Regions from separate parts of the Homo sapiens genome. Here region 1 is linked to region 2. The links are chromatin loops, found by intact Hi-C in ENCODE. Cell type or tissue: CD4-positive, alpha-beta T cell. All regions are shown on one strand. Each heading gives the region's core, and the rest is flanking DNA. Links, peaks and the distances in the headings are about the cores only.

Region 1 (5,375 bases), core at 304-5,303, 370 kb after region 2:
AAAGACTGTATTTTTCCTTCATTTATGAATCTTAGTTTCACTGGATACAAAATTCTTGGCTGATAATTGTTTTGTTTATGGAGGCTAAAAATAGGACCCCAAACTCTTCTAGCTTGTAGGGTTTCTTCTGAGAAATCTGCTCTGTTTGTCTGATAGGTTTTCCTTTATAGATTACATGATGCTTTTGCCTCGCAGCTCTTAAGATTCTTTCCTTCATCTTGACCTTAGATAACTTCATGACTATGTACCAAGGCAATGATCTTTTTGCAATGCATTTCCCAGTGTTCTTTGAGCTTCTTGTATTTAGATGTCTAGATCTCTAGCAAAGCTGGGGAATTTTTCCTCAATTATTCTCTCAAATATATTTTCCAAACTTTTAGATTTCTCTTCTGTCTTGGGAACACCAATTATTCTTAGCTTTGGCTATTTAACATAACCCCAAACTTCTTGGAGGCTTTGTTCATTTTTTAAATTCTTTTTTCTTTGTCTTTGTAGGAGTGGGTTTATTCAAAACCCTTGTCTTTGAGCTCTGATTTTCTTTCTTCTACTTATTTGATTGTATTGCTGAGAATTTCCAGTGCATTTTGCATTTCTCTTAAGTGTGTCCTTCATTTTCAGAAGTTATGATTATTTTTTATTTATGCTATCTATTTCACTAGAGATTTTTCCATTCATATCCTGTATCTTTTTTTGATTTCTTTAAGTTGGACTGCATCTTTCTCTGGTGCCTCCCTGATTGGCTTAATAGCTGATCTTCTGAATTCTTTTTCTGGCACTTCAGAGATTTCACCTTGGTTTGGATCCATTGCTGGTGAGCTAGTGTGATCTTTTGGGGGTGTTAAAGAACCTTGTTTTGTCATATTGCCAGCACTGTTTTTCTGGTTCCTTCTCATTTGGGTAGACTATGTCAGAGGGAAGTTTGGAACTCAAGGGCTGCTGTTCAGATTCCTTTGTCCCACAGGGTTGCTCCCTTGATGTGGTGCTCTCTCCTTTCCCCCTGAGATAGAGCCTCCTGAGAGCCAAACTGCAGTGACTGTTGTTTCTCTTCTCAATCTAGCCACCCAGTGAAGCTACTGGGCTCTGGGCTGGTATAGGGGAGTGTCTGCAGAATCCTGTGATGTGATCCCTCTTCAGGTCTCTCCGCCACAGATAACCAGCACCTGCTCCAATGGAGGTAGCAGGGGAGTGAAGTGGACTCTGTGAGGGTCCTTGGTTGTATTTTTGTTAAGTGTGCTGGTTTTGTGTGGACCTCCAGCCAGGAGGTGGCGCTTTCAAGAGCACATGAGCTACATTAGCACATCAGCACATCAGTATAGGGAAGATTAGGCAGGGGGTGGGGCCATAGGGCTCTCAAGGGATTATGTCCTTTGTCTTTGGCTACCAGGTCAGCTAGAGAAAGACCATCAGGTAGGGGCAGGGTTAGGCATGTCTGAGCTCAGGCTCGCCTTTGGTGAGGCTTGCTGTGGCTGCTGTGGGGGCTGGGAGTGTGGTTCCCAGGCCAATGGAGTTATGTTCCCAGGGGAATTATGGTTGCTTCTGCTGTGTCACACAGGTCACTAGGGAAGTGGGGGAAAGCCGGCAGTCACAGGTCTCACCCAGATCCCATGCAGCCCACAGCCTGAAAGGCTGGTCTCACTCCCAAGGTGCTCCCCCGCCCCCACCGCCCGCCAGCAGCAGCGAGTTTATTTCTAGGTAGCCGGTGAGCAGGGCTGAGAATGTTCTGCAGGCTCCAAGCCTCTCAGCTGAGAAAGCAAGCAAACTCACAGTTCCTCAGTTGTCCCACAGAGCCTGCAGCAGCAATCCACCTCCCTCAAAGGGTCTGTGGATTCTTTCAGCTTTCCTGGTATGTTCTTGTGGCAGTTCTTAGAGCAAAAGTTCATGGTGTGTGTCTACACATGCCACTCTGTCCGACCTAGTGGGGGCTGCAAGTTAGTTTTGCCTCCTATCCGCCATTTTCCCTCTATTGGAAGTACACTTGAAGTGAGAGTACCTTTGGAAAAGATTGGTGACTCTTGGAACTGGGTGAGGAACTGGGTAGGTAACCACAATTGAGCCCTTGGCAATCTAAGCTTCCATGGATCATCTTTCTTCTGCCCAGGTAAATCATCTCTCAGATTGCGTTCCCTCCCTTTGGTAGCAGCTCCCTATTGACTTATTCAGGATCTGATTGGGTTAAGATGCCTTGCATCCTTTTTGGGACTATATAAGACTTTTTGTCTTTTTTGGAAAGTTATTTCTTTTAGAAAGACAGTTTGTCTTTCTGGTCCTGGTAAGTGCACTTTTGGTTTCAGTTTTGTTCTGACTTGTTTGTGTATGCTTATACTTTCATTTGCTGCTTGATTCTTTTCTTCCTCTATTTCTAAACATCTTTTGAAAGAAAAATTTACTTTCTCAAAAGGTAGGCACGAGTTGGCCGTTTAAAAGCCATTAGGGCAATTGCCACCATTCTATGAGGGATGTCAGTATCCGAAGAAAAAAAATCTCTTGTCAGGATAAACTAGTGCACAAACAGCCAAATTACCACTAGGGGGCCTGCCAGTCTCAAGAAAAATTTTGCGCGTCTGGGGAAAACTTGCTCATGGGACAGGCAATGAGAGTGCAGATTGCTTGCCAAGTAAAACAAAAATCCGGTGCCAGGCACACTGTAAAACAAAACACCAGTCCAAACGCCTATCATTCCCTGACAGGGCTCTGCTCTTCGGGCTTTTCTTTTGCTCTCAAGAGATTAATAAGCAGAATGGGATCCCAAAATCCTAAAGCACGTAATTATAATCCTCCTGGGACCCCTGCAGGCTCTATGTTTTAAAAATTATGGTCCTTTGTCTTGTGTACAATTTTAAATCAATAGCTATAGCACACCCAAACTAATTTGGATCCTCAATGGTCATACTGGGGGGCATTTGAGCTCCCCAAACTTGTTTTGTTAGAACAAAATTAGAAGACTGTGGTCCTAATATTAAGCAATCTGAATGGGAAACATACTTTAATTGGTATCTCAAAGCTTCTAAGTACATTCAGGATTCTACAATTGCCTCCTTATGAGATACCATGTCAAAATTAACTGAGACAAACAAATAGTTAAGGAAGGACAAGGCTTGAGGATCCCAGACTTGTTCCTCGTTGGAGGAGACCTCCTCTTCTCTTTCCCCTGTTCCTTCTCTCTATTTCTTCTTTGAGTGAATTACCTTTCCCTCTGGATTCCTCAGCTCCCACTACCCCTGAACCTGGTCCTGTTAAAACCTGTCCCTTGAAAGTTAAATTCACTGATGATTCCTCTAAATCCTAAATTTCTTTTGTTCCTTGGAGCAAGGCTGAACTTTAAGCCATTGCCGCAGAATTCCCAAAGGTCATGGAGACCTTTCAAATTTGCTGATAAAATTAACACAGTATTATAATTTCGACTTATCATCCAGGTTTTTCTTACCTGTGCCAGTTGGTTCATATACTTTTTGTGAAGGCCAGGCCCAATATTGAATGGCCCAGGCTCCTTGATGTGACCCTGAGAGGGCTTTAGGCAAGAATACCCCAAAAGACTATGACAGAGCCTGAAGCACAGTGAGCAAGCAAGCAGACAAACAAACAAAAACAACAAAACTTCATGAGGCTATTCTTGAGGCTTTTCCTGAAACCTGAGATGAATAAAATCCAAGACTGTACCCAAAACCTAATGAACCAGATTACGACTATTACAGTTGGCTCCGGGTTGTATTTGTAGAAAATTCTGGATTACCTATGGATGCCGAATCTACTCAAGTAGGCTGTAATTCTAAGTTTGCAAATGGCCTTTCTCAAGAACTTTCTCAGCTTGTCAAAAGAGTACACATGGAATGGAAAACTATGTCCACTTCTGATTTGGTTAATCTGGCAAATCACCTTGCCTGCACCCCTGAGGACAGTACTAAAAACCACTAACATTCGTAATGTTACAATTACAGCAAACTGAGGCTCCCAGACATAACACTAGGCAGAGACTCCCTGGGCTGTGCCAACGTTCCAGATGGCTGGAAGAGAGATTGCTGCAAGAGAAAGGGGGAATTTCATTCCCAACTCCCCCATCTCTTCTCCCATCTGAGACCACTTTCAGTGAAGGGGCTCCAAGGACTTATGGGGGATTTTCCCACTTCTCCCACTTAATTTTCTGAGTGAAATGATCCTTCAAATTAGGAGTGTTTTTTTTTTGGCGGGGGACAGAGTTTCTCTCTTATCTCCCAGGCTGGAGTGCAGTGGTGCGATCTCGGCACACAGCAACCTCTGCCTCCTGGGTTCAAGCGATTCTCCTGGCTCAGCCTCCTGAGTAGCTGGGATTACAGGTGCCCACGACCATGCCCAGCTAATTTTTTTGTATTTTTAGTAGAGACGGGGTTTCACCTTGTTGGGCTTCAAACAACTGGTCTCGAACTCCAGACCTCATAAGCCACCTGCCTTGGCCTCCCAAAGTGCTGGGATTACAGGCATGAGCCACCACATCCGGCTGGGAGTGTGGTCTTAACTGTGCTCATTGATGCCACAGCAATATTTTTCATCCTTAATCCCCCTAGCCTCAGTCAGCCCCTGCCTCAGAGTAATAAAAAGATTACAAATGGTGAGTTTCCAAAAAGCCACTGACTACTTTTGTTTCACAGCCCATTTCTTTCCATCTTGGTCTTCTCTCCAAGACACCCACACCTTTTGCTTGTTAATTCTGCCCCGCTCCACCACCTTGGATGTGATTTTTTTGAAAAATACCATGCTAAAATTTCTTTTTCCCAAGAGGGGGAAATAATTTTAGAATTTGATAAACTAAACTGTCCTCACTCAACAGACTCCCCCAATTCTGTCATTTGTTATGTCATTCCCTGTTCAGAAAACAAAAATAATGTCACTCATTTAGTGCTGAATCAAATACCTGTCTCTTTAAAGGCAAAATCATTCACTGATATTTTCAAAATTCATAGTGTACCTCTTATTAAAATCCAGATTAACCTATTAAAACCCTTGCTTAATATTAAACAGCCACTAAACCAGATGGCACTGCAAGGTATTAAACTTATTATAAAAGAATATAAAAAACAGTCTCATTATTCTCTGTACCAGTCTTTGGAGTACCCTGATCCTACCTACTAAAAGACCAAACAACCATGGGAGGAGGTTTGTTCAGGAACTCTCTCTGAGTTATAAACCATAGTATTATTACAAAGCACCCAGTGGTTCCAAATCCCCATACTGTATTAAATCCAATACCCATTGATAGCAGATTCTTCACCATCACTGATCTGTGTATTACATTATTCATTATTCCAGGGGATCAAGCCAACCAATATCTTCTTGCCTTCACCTGGGAAGGCCAACAGTTCACCTGGACATTAATGCCTCAGGGGTTTACTGAAAGTTTTTCC
Region 2 (5,375 bases), core at 249-5,248:
GTACTGAGAGGGAAGATGAAGAAAAGGTGAAGCAAGATTTAAGAAGGGGATAATCATCTGCTTCTTCAAGAGGGCAGGGAGCAGACTGGACCAGTTGAAATACAAGCCTCTGAGCAAGGGAGAAAAGAAAGGAAACAAGGCCCACTTGAGCCCGACTGTCAGGTCTTTGAATACCATGGCACCCTTGACTTCTCAGGAAATTCTAAAATGTGTTAGTGGAAAATCCAAACCCACATGAGACTTCTTCAAGAAAAGCTTTAGCTGTGTCTGCTAAGAAGCAAAAGCAGGTTAGATTTCAGGACTAGGATTACTTCCAAAAAATACACAAATGTGAAAATAAAGTTCTCCGGGAGTTCTCTCCTTTTCCTTCCCAGCACTCACCATAGTTTACAGTTGGAGTGTTACTTGTTTGTTTACTTGTTATAGCCTGTCTTGCCAGCCAGAGTCTGGGTGCCAGAATATAAAGGGTGTGTTGTTCTTGCTGACCACAATATCCTAGTGCCTAGTTCAGTGCCTGGCACAGAGTAGGCATTCTGGAACTGTTGAATGAATGAATGAATGAATGAATGAATGAATGAATGAAAAATTAGACTGCCCAGATAGTCAACAATTAAAAAATGGTTAAGTGAATGATAGCAAACGCTGTCAATGACAGCTTCAGCCGCTTAGGAAAATGTTGATGATGTAACATTAAGGGAACTGGTGCAAGCATTGCAATTACAATGCTTAAAAAGTGCTCTGCGTAAACAGGGCCTGGAAGAATATAGAGACAAATGAGAACAGCTGTGGTGCCGGAGACACGAGATCTTGCTTAAAATTTTCCACTCAGTTTTGGCAAACCGTAACAACCTTGTGGCTCTTCATATCCTTGAACCTTGAAATCAATCTCATTTCTAGAGACTGCTGATAAGAGTCGGAAAGACAAAGCTTTAGGTAGTAATCTGTTACTGGTGAGTAACCTCTCTGCGACAGGCACTGTCCTAAGCATTTTGCATACATCATGTCATTTAATCTGTAAACCAGCTCTGGGATGGGTCCCATTGTTAATCACATTTTACAGATGGTGAAGGAAATGGCTACTACTCCGAGAAGAGAAGGCGCTTGCCCAAGTCACAGCTAGTAAAGGCAAAGACAGGATTCAAACTCAGAGTGGTCTGACACCAGCACCAGCTCCCAACACCCACACTTATTCACACACCAAGACTTTGTCCACAAAAATACTCAACATACATTTAAACACCAGCGAGTTTAATCCTCAGCTCTGTGAAAATTATATGCAGGGAAAAACACTGGAGGCAGATATGCCAAAATATTAGTAGTGGTTATTCTGGGTGATGGAATTAAGGGTGACTTATTTTCTTCTTTATTCTTTTCTATAATTTCCACATTTTCTACAATGAGCACGCGTTGCCTTAATAACTGGAAAATCAATGTACTTTTAAATTAAAATTTTACCTTAGTTGTTATTTCTCAATGCTCAGAGTGTTCTTTCTCTAATAGAAGTCTGACCATGTCAGTCCTCTGTTTAAAACCCTCCTGGGGACCCCTGAAGCTATATGGGAAAGAGCTTGTTTTGTTTTTGTTTTTGAGACAGGGTCTCACCCTGTTGCCTAGGCTGGAGTGCAGTGACACGATCTCCACTTACTGCAACCTCTGCCTTCTGGGTTCAAGCGATTCTCATGCTTCAGTCTCCCGAGTAGCTGGGACTACAGGCACTCCCCACCACACGGGTTAATTTTTGTACTTTTAATAGAGACAGGGCTTCGCCATGTTGGCCAGGTTGGTCTCAAACTCCTGACCTCAAATGATCCACCCATCTCGACCTCCCAAAGTGCTAGGATTACAGGCGTGAGACACTGCGATCGGCCGGGAAGGGGCTTGTTTTGACACTGACCTCACCATGTCTTCACCACTCCCATCCCATCCACATCCCAACACCTTGTCTCTTTCCCCCAGATGGACTTGCTGTAAAATGGACTTTTACAGCTGTCAAAGTCAATTGACTTTTTAAATTTTTAAATTGACGTTAACAGCTGTAAAAGTCCATTTTACAGCAAATCCATTTGTGGGGAAAGAGACAGGAGGAACAAATGGTCCAGGAGAGAAGGGTGTGGGGAACTTTTGCCCCAGCTGGTTGTTTCTGCCCTATTAGTATCAGAGGTCGCCACCAGGTGGCGCCCGAGGTCCAGTTTTTAAGAGGGAGAAGGCTGAAGCGCCTCTGAATCGCGAGCTCTGCCCAGCTAAGCTTGCAAACACACACATTTTTGCACCTCTGGGCTTTTGCCACTATTGCTCTCTCTGCTGGGTGCACCCTCCCTCACAGCTCACCTGACCCAATCCGCTCAGTTTATCCTTCAGGCCCAGCTACAAAATCTCCTTTTCTTAGGGTATGGCTGAGCTCCCGGGGGCATCCAGTTCCCGGAAGGCGGCGTGGCCGATCTTAATGAATGAGCAAAAGGCGTCATGTTCAGTTTCAGGTTAACTTTTTCTCTAATAGGTTGTTTCTTTCTTATTGTCAGTAGTAGCCATTGTTCATGGAGCACATCTGTATGTCGAGCCTCGTTGTGTATTTGGGCATTTAACTGAACATTATTTTCCCCACAGCACAGTTTAGCCTGGAGGCTGAGCACGAGTTGAGTTCTGAAGCTGACAGCCTGGGTTCAAGTCTTATCTCTCCCACTTTCTGGCTGATTATACTTAGATAGGTTACCTGGCTCTTCTGTGATTCTTTCCTCACTGTGAAAAGGTGAAAATGATAGTACCTACCTCCCGGTGTTCCTGTTACTTTGAGGATTAAGTTAGCCACCACATGGAAAAGCATTTAGAACAGAAACGGCCGGCATATACCAAACCCTCAAGTAACCTGTTGATCTCTGTTATGCCCCTATGTCCCTCTTGGCTTTATGATTCTCTAGAAAGCAGTGACATCCCCTCCTCTTGGATCTGCTTTTATGACCTCTCCACCCCATGCTAGGCTGCATTTCCCCATCCCCACAGACCAGGAGTTTCTGGAGGACTGGGCTGTGGTTGATTCAGTCCCCTGGGCCCCCAGCACAGGGCCCAGCACAGAGTAAATGGCACTTATGGAATTGGATTATGAATTATTTAGCCTGGGCATTGTTGCCTTAGGTTTTACAGTTCTGTATCTACAGGTATGTCAAGGGATATAGGGGTGAAAGAGGAAATTACCGAAACAAAACAGTTTTGACATTTTTATTGGAGGGTAATATACACACAGAAAACTTCGATGGATTTTCATAAACTGAAAAGACCGAAGAAACCAACACCCAGATCAAAAATCAGAACATCCCCAGCACCCTGGAAGCCCCACCCTAGGGTAATTGCTTTCCTGACTTCTAATAGCATGGATTAGTTTTGTTTAAAATAAGATACATTTTAACTGATTCCAAGTTTTAAGAACCCACGTCATACATTATGTGCTTAGGTGGAGAGGCATAAGGCCAGAGGCTATTTTCAAACACAACAGCAGACAGTGGGACCCACAGTGACCAACAGCCCACTGGGGTGGGGCCCTGCTTCATGGCTTGCAAAATGCCATATGATATCTGTGCACCGAGTACCCCTTTCCACTTCTGCACACCCATGTGTCCATGCTGTGCGTGGAAGTCAAGGAGGGACGTCCCAGAAGAGGGGACAGGGACAAGAGCAGGGCGCCTGGCAGAACCGATCACTCAGGGAAAGGCCCTGACAGGTGAACTAGGGAACGTAAGGGGGTGCTGGGTGTGGGCAGGAGGGGTGTGGTAAAGACATGCAGAGGCTGGCAAGCTCAGGGTCAGAACAAGCCCCTTCACTGCCGGCACAGTGGCTCACACCTATAATCCCAGCACTTTGGGAGGCCGAGACAGGCAGATCACTTGAGGTCAGGAGTTCGAGACCAGCCTGGCCAACATGGCGAAATCCCATCTCTACTAAAAGTACAAAAATTAGCCAGCGTGGTGGTACATGTCTGTAGTCGCAGCTACTCAGTAGACTGAGGCATAAGACTTGCTTGAACCCAGAAGGCAGAGGTTGCAGTAAGTGGAGATCGTGCCACTGCATTCCAGCCTGGGTGACAGAGATCGTGCCACTGCACTCCAGCCTGGTGACAAAAACAAAACAAGCTCCTTCCCATAGCTTCAGGGGTCCCTAGGAGGGTTTTTAGCAGAGGACTGACTGGTCAGATTTCTATTTCAGAAATAAAGCTCTGCACGTTGAGAAATAAAAGTAAGTTAACATTTATTGTCCTAAACCCTTTACGTGGATTATTGAGTTTATGGCTCACAGCAACTAAGGAGGTAGACAGCAGTGGTCTCCCACTTTATAGATCAGGAAGCAGCACAAGGAAAGTAAGTGGGTGCCCAAAGTCACTCAGCTGGAAGTTCTGGAGCTCATATGCCAACCCGGGCCCAGAGCCTGACCCCTAACTTTATTCTACCTTGGAAGAGGGCTTGGGGGCAGAATCGGGGTGAGGAGACCAGTGAGGAGTCTACTGCAGTTAAGCAGCCCAGAGGTGGTGGGGGGCGGCTGTGGGAAGGGGACCGAGATAGGAGGGAACTGGGGCCCTTCCTGCTGCTCAGGCTCATCAGCATTGCCCTTTCCTCAGGCACCAGGAGCTTGGACTGGGCTCCCCTCTCACCAGCCAAATTTCAGAGACTCCCAGTTTCCTCCTCCTCCCTCCTCACTGTCCCCAAAAGACTCATCCTTCCAATGCTTTCACTTTGCCAAGGAAGAAGCTTAGGAGATGGCAGTAAGTCTGGGGTCCCACAGCCCTGGTCTGTACCCTGGGGCTCAACAACTTCATGAAAGGGTCTCTGGAAGCACTGGGGAGCCTGCCCCCTCTAGTTATTATCCTGAGGATGAGTGGAGGTGATCCTGGCTTCCTTCCCCCTGGGCCTCTTCCTCCAGGGCATCCCTGTCCCTGGGAGATTAGCTTGAAGCTGCCATCAGCCTCAAGGATAGCACCCCCTTGTCTTGGGGGGATGAATGGTCACTAGGAGACCTCCAGACTAGCAACACCTCCTGTGGAGCCCCTGCCCTGGGAAGCCTCCTGGAGAAGGCTGATGGAAGACAGAGGTATCTTTGGGCAGCCACACCTGGCACCTGGTGGACAGACATACCTGGAGGGGCAGGCCGGAGGGAGGTGAAGACAGCTTTAGGGAGAAATTGGAGCTGCAGATGGAGGCCTAATCTTGTCTGCTCTGAGAAAGAGCCCTAGGAAAGAAAGGAAGAGAGAGAGGAGTGGCGGGAGGGAAAGATGGAGGAAAGGAAGAAACTTACATTTGCTTAACACTTCCAGTATATTGGGAACTTGATATAAACAAACCTTCACAGCAAGATTATAAGCCTCTGTAGTGTAGAGCAGGAATCAGCAAACT

Evidence for each region. A loop is a pair of places that touch in the nucleus more often than their neighbours do. Peaks named below come from ENCODE experiments on the same cell type or tissue, not always from the same donor. Only the 100,000 strongest peaks of a DNase experiment are listed, where the experiment ranks them.
Region 1: it touches region 2 in a loop (2.5-fold over the local background); 41 of 110 quality-filtered maps call a loop at or near these places.

Annotation. Positions count from the first base shown.
Region 1 is chr9:122,462,652-122,468,026 of GRCh38, forward strand. It overlaps a transcript of OR1J2 not described here. Among named protein-coding and RNA genes, the nearest start is that of OR1J1, 13 kb to the right of the region's middle. RefSeq lists an enhancer at 1,099-1,600 and a silencer at 2,592-2,641. In CD4-positive, alpha-beta T cell, for the core only: CTCF peaks have their summits at 2,524 (motif pointing right) and 2,729; DNase peaks (open chromatin) are centred at 1,270 and 2,550; H3K4me3 peaks cover 1,381 bases; H3K27ac peaks cover 658 bases; H3K27me3 peaks cover 602 bases.
Region 2 is chr9:122,097,298-122,102,672 of GRCh38, forward strand. No RefSeq gene overlaps it. Among named protein-coding and RNA genes, the nearest start is that of TTLL11, 6.7 kb to the left of the region's middle. In CD4-positive, alpha-beta T cell, for the core only: CTCF peaks have their summits at 2,179 (motif pointing right) and 2,387; a DNase peak (open chromatin) is centred at 2,194.